Regions from separate parts of the Mus musculus genome. Here regions 2 and 3 are each linked to region 1. Evidence: chromatin loops called from intact Hi-C (ENCODE). Cell type or tissue: heart. All regions are shown on one strand. Region 1 has its middle 29 kb from the start of Gli2. Region 2 has its middle 140 kb from the start of Tfcp2l1. Region 3 overlaps Gli2 (GLI-Kruppel family member GLI2).

Region 1 (2,500 bases):
TCCTGGGCTCTGACCACACAAGACGCACTGGGAAAGGACAGGCCCAAAGCTTCCTGTGCCCACAGCCCCTGGCTGGTCTGTTCCTCTGGAAGAGTTGTAGAAGACCTGAAAAACAAAAGGTCCTGCTGAGAGCTCCGGAAATAGCTAAGAGGCTGGTGAAGGGTGGGACCATAGAGAGGCTTCTGATACCTGTGGACCCTGGAAATCCTGCCCCAGCCCTTTGAGGACACCCACTTCAGTCGGCCTTCACTAGTGTCTTTTCAAATTACACCACCAGAGGGCAGAAGAAAACCAAGAATAGCGTCTTCCACAGTGGTCCTCGGGCGCCATCCCTCCAAGTGAGTCTGGACCCTAAACACAGAGAGAACAAAGCAATTGCATGGGGTGAGTTCCATGAAGCATTCTGACTCCTTTCTGTAGAAGCAACTAGGAGGTATCCGTGCGGTATCCACAGTACTCCAAGCAGCGCATTAGGTGGGCGGGGAAACAGTTCAGAGGGTAGAAAGCTTGCCTGGTATGCAGGAAGCCCTGGGTTCAGTCCCACCAGACACAGTAGCACACACCTGTTACACTAGCTCTGGGGAGGTAGAGGCAGGATGGGCGGTTCACGGTCATCCTCTGCTACACAGTGATTTCTAGGCCAGCCTGGGCCACAGGAAACCCTGATGGAAGCTTCTGAGGTGGGTGGCCCCGCAAGGGTGGAGACAAGATTTCCAGGTCTAGCAGGCTATAGAAGCCACTCTATGTCCTCATTCATGAAAGGGGGGTGGGGGGAGGAGGGAAGACAAGGTGGAAAGAAGGTGGCTCAGCAAGCAAAAGAGCTTTCAGGACCTGAAATCCTTCCCCAGAGCTAAAGGTAAGAGAAGAAAACCAACTCCATAAAGCTGTCCTCTGACCTCCACATATGCACCATGGTACGCTCTGTCTCAGTCTCTGTCTCTGTCTGTCTGTCTCTGTCTATCTGTCTCTCTCACACACACAATTAATAATAATAATAATAATAATAATAATAATAATAATAATAATATGTTTTAAAAGCAGACACTATGTTTATTCCATTTGTAGCATCCAGAATATCTAGTTCCAGTCCAATTGTTACTTATTTTGAGATAGGATCTCACAATGTAGCCCAGGCTGGGCTGGAATTCACAGAGATCTGCCTGCTTCTGCATCCAGAGTTCCGAGATCAACGGCAAGCATCACCACAAAGCCGGTTTGTTGTTGTTGTTGTTGTTGTTGTTGTTGTTGTTGTTGTTGTATTGTGATGATGGAGAAAGCCCAGGTTCCACAGAGGCTAAGTGCTGCCCTCCACTGGGCCACTGGGTGGCAGCACTGAGTCAGAATACCAGCTTTTCCTGACCGTGTGTGGGACTTCTTTAGTGGTAGCATAAGGAAAAGAGCAAGAGACCACAGGTGGCAGACAGACAGGAGAGATGAAGGCCAGCTGGAGATATCACTGGTACTGCGTAACCAGAATTTGCGATATAAGGAAAGGCTTTCCTTCCGTCTACCAGACCCTTCTTCTTCCCATCCTCTCACTGCCTCCTGCTTCTGGGAAGTGCAATGTGAGCTCCACTGTGCGTGCTCTTTCTTGTACAACAGCCAACGCCTCAGCCAGTAGCTGCCAGGAGGAGTCCCCAGCACCACCTGCCCTCTTCACAGAGTTTGTAATTGGCAGGCCTCACCTTGAAACTTGGTTTCTTTGACCCTTGTTCTTTTGTTTACTACTGGGATGCTGGGTGGTGACAGTAGGAATCTTTCTCGTGGACACTGGGATGATTACTTTTAAAATAAGAATAAAACCAGAAAGGGCTGGCCCAATCCGCCACTGAGAAAGCGCTCAGCTTAAGTTGGCTTCTATCTGTGGCCCTGGCATTCTGGAGGCAGAGGTGGGAGAAGGAACCAACAGTTACCCTTGGTTACATGTGAGTTTGAGGCCAGCCTGAGCCCTCTGATACTTTGTCTAGGAAAGAAAAGGAGGGGGGCAGGGAAGAGAGAGGAAGGAAAGGGAAGGGAGGGGCAGAACCAGAGATGGGCAGAGGTCTAGAGACCTGAGGTGGATTCCAGTAGCCCACGTTAAGGTGGAAGCGGAGAACCAACACCACTAGGTTGTCCTCTGACCTCCACACGAATATTGTACCCTGCAGTCCCCGTGCCACAATAGTAATTAATTTAATTTACAATTTAAGGACTGGAGAGATGGCTCAGTGGGTAAGAACACTTGTTCTTGCTGTAAACCTGGGTTCAGTTCCCAGGCCCCACGTGGTGGCTCACAATTGTCTGTAACTCCAGTCCCAGGGGATCTAAAGACCTCTTCCGACCTCTGTGACACAGGAACATACATCTAGAAGATACATAAAACAAAAGAAAAGGGGCTGGTGAGATGGCTCAACAGCTATAAGCACTGACTGTTCTACCAGAGGTCCTGAGTTCAAATCCCAGGACCCACATGGTGGCTCACAGACATCTATAAAAGGGATCTGATGCCCTCTTTTCCTGC
Region 2 (2,500 bases), 310 kb after region 1:
AGATCCTGGATCTCAAACTCAGGTCTTCATGCTTGGATGGCAAGCACGTTACCAACTGAGGCACCTTCCCCTGTCTTAGTTCTGGTTTTAATCGTGAACTGTGTTGACTATGATACCCTGGGCCAACTCCCATAATCTAAACAGTAGGAAGATAGAACAGTCTCAAATTGGGCCTTGGGCAAGGTCAGCCCGGGTAGTAGCCAAGACTGCTGATTTGAGTGTGTGGGTTCCAGTAATGCTAATGATAGCCAGCATTTGTTGAGCACTTACTGTATACCAGGCACTACTGTAAGTGCCCTACAGTGGACAGCCTGCGGTTCTGCTACTAAAATGCCAGGGAACAGAATAATTCCTCTTTCCCACAATGCTTTTGTTTACTCCTCTATGAAGAATGTGGGTCGGTTGGTGGCAGGGTTCCAGAGCTTTAGTGTAATGGCTGTCACCAAAGACAGGCAGGCACCCATCTTCCAGTTCATGGGGTGACCAACACCCAGATCCCTGGCACAGAACTCCCCCAGGGCCTCGGATGAGGATACTGTGTGACTGAAGGGCACAGATGTTGGCGTGGAGAGTTGGGGGGCTGGTAGAAGTGGGGTAAGTTGAGCCCAGGGTCTCTAGCTGTGTAGAGTCTAGGGGTCTGTGGGAGGTTGTAGAAGCCTGATTGCTCTGAGGGGTCTACAAGTTACTGGAGTTGTTAGAACCACCTGCCCTCCATAGGACACTTAAACACTCAAGTGATGCCGAATTGCAGAGAAGAGAGGGTCTACTCACTGGGGCTGCGCTGGGGAGTGGAACAAATAAAGACATCCACTTCTCCCACTAACTCCATCTTCAGGGCACTCATGAGGTTCAGGTTTAAACAGAGGGCAAGAGCGGTGCATAACTAAGCTGTCCCGGTCAAGGTGTGGTCCTGCCCTCCATCCCTGTCTGAGCTCACATCTCTCTTGCAAGGTAGTCTGTCAAGCTGTCAGAACTGTGTGAAATCTCTTTCTGGGAGACAAGCTCCCCCTCTGGCTGGCACCAGCCTTCAGCCATTATCTTCTCCCAACATGAGGTGCTTGGGGAAGTTCTCAATTTGGGGGGGGGGTGCATCATCTCAATAGTCTGACAGAGGAGCACGTGTCCTTTTAGAATAGAGTCGTTCCTACCAGGACACTTATGAGGACTCTGGAAGGATCTGAAGACTGCAGTGTGCAAGGTTTCTGCATCTAGGAGTCTAGGAGTCCAGAGGTAGAGCAGCGAGGGCATGAACTCTTGACAGGGGCAGGGAAAGCTGCAGGTCACAGGGACCTGGAGCTGACAGTCTGAGGACTTCGAGCGTAAGGGTCTGGGGCTGGGATGGTTTGAGAAATTAGGGATCTAACATCTGGGGAGTCCGAAGGTGTGGCCCAGAATTTGGGGATGTGAGCATCTAGGAAGACATAGATGTAGGGTTTTTTTTCAATACAGGTGTGCTTGGAGATTCAAAAGATCTGGGGCAGTCCAGAGCATTGGAAGTTTGAAGAGGAAGGAGCTGAAAGTGGCCCAATAGCGCCCCTTAGTGTTCTTTCTCTCCTACTGCAACCAAAAAGGAGCTTGTGTGTGCAACTGCATTTTTGTATCTGGATATGTATATACTTGTGTGTATAGGCCGGAGAGCAACCTGGGACGTTGTTCTTCAAATGTTATCCACCTTGTATTTTGAGTCAAGGTCTCTTTAGCCTGGAACTTACCAAGTTGGTTAGGGTGGCTGGCTAGTGAGGCCCAGGGACCTGTCTGTCTCCACAGTGCTGGAATTATAAGTATATCCCACTACAGGAGGCGGTTTTGTCCTCACACCTCCAAGACAAGAATTATACTGACTAAGCCATCTTCCCAACCCCTGGTATCTGTTTACAAAGAGCACTGGGTTAGGATTGTAGTGCTGATCTCTGGGGAGCCAGATTCAGATTCAGGCAATGAGACAAATGGCTTCAGGGCTTCCTTTAGGGGATGGCAGGGGTTGGGGAGGTGGACAGAAAGATCCATGTGTTTATAAAGGAGAAATAAAGACAGAAGACAAAGTTGTCCAGGAGATGTCCCAGAGGGGACAGCTGTTGAGGGGCCACTTGTAAATATAGTCCCTCTTGAGGAAACAAGTGTTACAGTTCTAGCAAAAATAAAGCTATTCTGTAGAGACATCTGCTCGCCTCCCTTTGGCTATCAGACTACTGAGACAATGGATCCCACGAGATTGGCATTTCCCCAGGAGTACTGAGAGAGTAGACAGGGATCCTGGTGCTAGCCAGAGGGGAGCTTGTGTCCCAGGAAGAGACCTCACAGGATGTTGATAACTTGTCAGACCACCTTACAGGAGAGAGTGGAAGTGAGACAGGAATAGACCAGTGAGGGGCGGGGCCACATCAGTGAAGGGCGGGGCCACATCAGTGAGGGAGGGACGGTGAGGTCAGGGAGGGACTGGACCAAGCTCCTGCAAGGCTTAGCCATACATACCTCTGGCCCTCTATTTAAACTCGAAGGT
Region 3 (2,500 bases), 230 kb after region 1:
TCTCAGATAAGTGAGGGATGGGAGCCCGGGGAGGCAGTCCACTCACAGGCACTGCAGAAGGCCTTCCCTCAGAGTCGGGTCCATGTCGTCCCATGTGTGGTTCACTTGCCTCCCTTTGGCAGAAAGGATAGAGGTAATGGTGCTTTCTGCTGAAGCCCTCAAATTGCAGACTGGGAGGATCCTTGCCTTGGCCTTGGGGCAGCCCACTGCTAGGCCAGCTGGCCTGCAGTGTATGTGTAGGGGAGATAATCCCAGATGTTCTTCTGTTGCACTGTGGGCACTAGGAGACCTCTCTACATTCTCATCTCAACAGCCGCTGGCTGCTGGAAACCCGGAAGTGAGGTGTTCCGACTGACCTCAGTGCAGAGGTTGCTTACGTCGACATAGTAGCAGCATTGTTCTCTGCACAGCCAGGGCGCTTGTTCAGAGGGTCCCTGATGGTGAACCCGGGGTCCCTTTTGGAAAAGGTTGTAGCAATATCAGAGAGTTCCTGTGTCTGTGGCCCACCATGGGAAATGTTGTCGTTCTGAGATGAGCTTGCTGTTCACGAGTGACCATGCCAGTGGACACTCCGGTCCTTAACCTGGCAAAGAGCCTGTCCCTGTTAGCCAGCACTGTCCTTGTTTCCCTGAAGCTCTTCCTTGTGTCTATTTTCCTGTTTTGCAGCACAGGGGATTAAACCTGGTATCTTATGTGTGTTAGGCAAATGTTCTTGATCTAAAGCCACAACCCAGGAGAGTCAGGATACATTCCTGCTGTTTTTAAAAATAAGTTGAACATGGCCAGGTGGCATATGCCTTTAATCCCAGCCTGATGTATACAGTGAGGTGCGTGATACCCAGTTATACAGAGAAACTGTCTCAAAAAACTTAAAAAAAAAAAAAAAGCGAGGGTTGGGGGGGGAGCTGTCTTTGTAACATTGCTTCTGGCCTTACTTTGCCTCCCAGGATGCCTGGGAGACCTGTTAAACACTGGATTGATCTCACTAGACTTCATGGGCCCTCCCTGGACCTTGCCTCCCAGCCTGGAGAATGTATCCCTGGTCATGACCCCCATTCCAGACAGGTCCACTGTGACATGAGGCTGTTTCTCTAAGTTTCATCTTTGAAATAGCCTCATAACACTAATGTAGTCAAACGAGTGCTCCATTTCCATGACATCACTCTGACCAACAGCAAGTAGGAAAGAAAGGGGTTTGTTGCCTTACACGTCCAAGTTAGGTCCATCCCTGAGGCAAGCCAAGACAGGAACTCAAGGCAGAAGCCACGGAGGGCATTGCCTGCTGGTTCACGCTCAGCTAGCTTTTCTATGGGGCATGGTGCCACCCGCAGGTCCTGCTGCATCAATTAACAATCAAGACAATCCCCCAAACTGGCCCACAGGCCATTCCAATCTAGACAGTCCCTCCGTTGAGGGTCCCTTAATAGGAACGGAGACACAAGTCCATATCTAAGCTACTCCAGTCCCCATATCGGCCATGGAGAGGAGAAGCCACATCTCCTTGAGCTTCAGATTCCCTAGCTGTGATACAAGAGTGAAGAAGGGCTGAGGCAGGGAAGGGTGCCTAAGGGTCTAAGGGGTGTGCGTTTTCTCTGCAGAGCACTTGGCAGATGCTGGCACTGTGCTGATGTGAGCCGAGTGCCCATAGTGCACTTGAGAAAGAAGAAACAGTATGACAAAAAATATTTAGAAGGAAAAGGACTTGGAGGGGGAGGCAGTTCTCCAGGCAGGAACCTCACACACTTAATGGAGTTTCCATCTCCACATCGCCAGTGATTGTGGGCCTCAGTTACCTGCAACAGAAACCAAACCCACGTTCCTTTCTTCCACTTGCAAATGAGGGGTGGGGTGGGGGTGGGGGCAGTGCTGGTTAGAATCTCTTCATGATGACCAGAGAGCAGGAAGGGCCCAGGACAGTTGCCTGTGACAAGGGGTTCCCTTATGCTGAGCTGAGGAAAGAGGCTGTGGCGTGTGACTCTGTGTGCCTATGTTGTATGTGTACAGATGTATGCATGCACTGTGTACATATGTGTGTGTGTATGCACAAGTACATATATTGTATGTGTGCATGTGTGTCCACATGTGTGCAGCCTTGGGCCCTTGGTATGAACTCTTGAGTTTCATCTCAGCCTAGCCTCAGGACCAGGCTACCAGGCATGGCTCATGTGGTTGTGGTCTTCCCTATCCTAGGAGCAGCTGGCCGATCTCAAGGAAGACCTGGACAGGGATGACTGTAAGCAGGAGGCCGAGGTGGTCATCTACGAGACCAACTGCCACTGGGCAGACTGCACCAAGGAGTATGACACACAGGAGCAGCTGGTGCATGTAAGCTCTGTCCCCAGCTCCCACCCAGGGATGCAGAGCCCCAACCACAATGGACCTAGAGCCTTCCAAGGCCTGTGCTTCAAAGGGGTTGAAGGGGGACCCCCACCCCTAGAAAATGGGAGGTATGGTGACCAGGTGCCTTGGAGGCCCTTCACCCTACCCCAAACACATATGT

What was found. Peaks named below come from ENCODE experiments on the same cell type or tissue, not always from the same donor. Only the 100,000 strongest peaks of a DNase experiment are listed, where the experiment ranks them.
Region 2: a loop joins it to region 1, with 3 times the contacts of the local background. A loop is called at or near these places in 29 of 42 quality-filtered maps.
Region 3: it touches region 1 in a loop (6-fold over the local background); 9 of 42 quality-filtered maps call a loop at or near these places.

Annotation. Positions count from the first base shown.
Region 1 is chr1:119,081,630-119,084,129 of GRCm38, reverse strand. No RefSeq gene overlaps it. Among named protein-coding and RNA genes, the nearest start is that of Gli2, 29 kb to the right of the region's middle. In heart, CTCF peaks have their summits at 264 (motif pointing right) and 1,318; no DNase peak of the experiment used is centred here; H3K4me3 peaks cover 256 bases; H3K27ac peaks cover 299 bases.
Region 2 is chr1:118,768,072-118,770,571 of GRCm38, reverse strand. No RefSeq gene overlaps it. Among named protein-coding and RNA genes, the nearest start is that of Tfcp2l1, 140 kb to the right of the region's middle. In heart, a CTCF peak has its summit at 1,551; no DNase peak of the experiment used is centred here.
Region 3 is chr1:118,848,208-118,850,707 of GRCm38, reverse strand. Gli2 (GLI-Kruppel family member GLI2) reads left to right here. Exons shown (of 14, transcript NM_001081125.1): 9 at 2,191-2,325. Among named protein-coding and RNA genes, the nearest start is that of Mir6346, 100 kb to the left of the region's middle. In heart, a CTCF peak has its summit at 1,326 (motif pointing left); no DNase peak of the experiment used is centred here.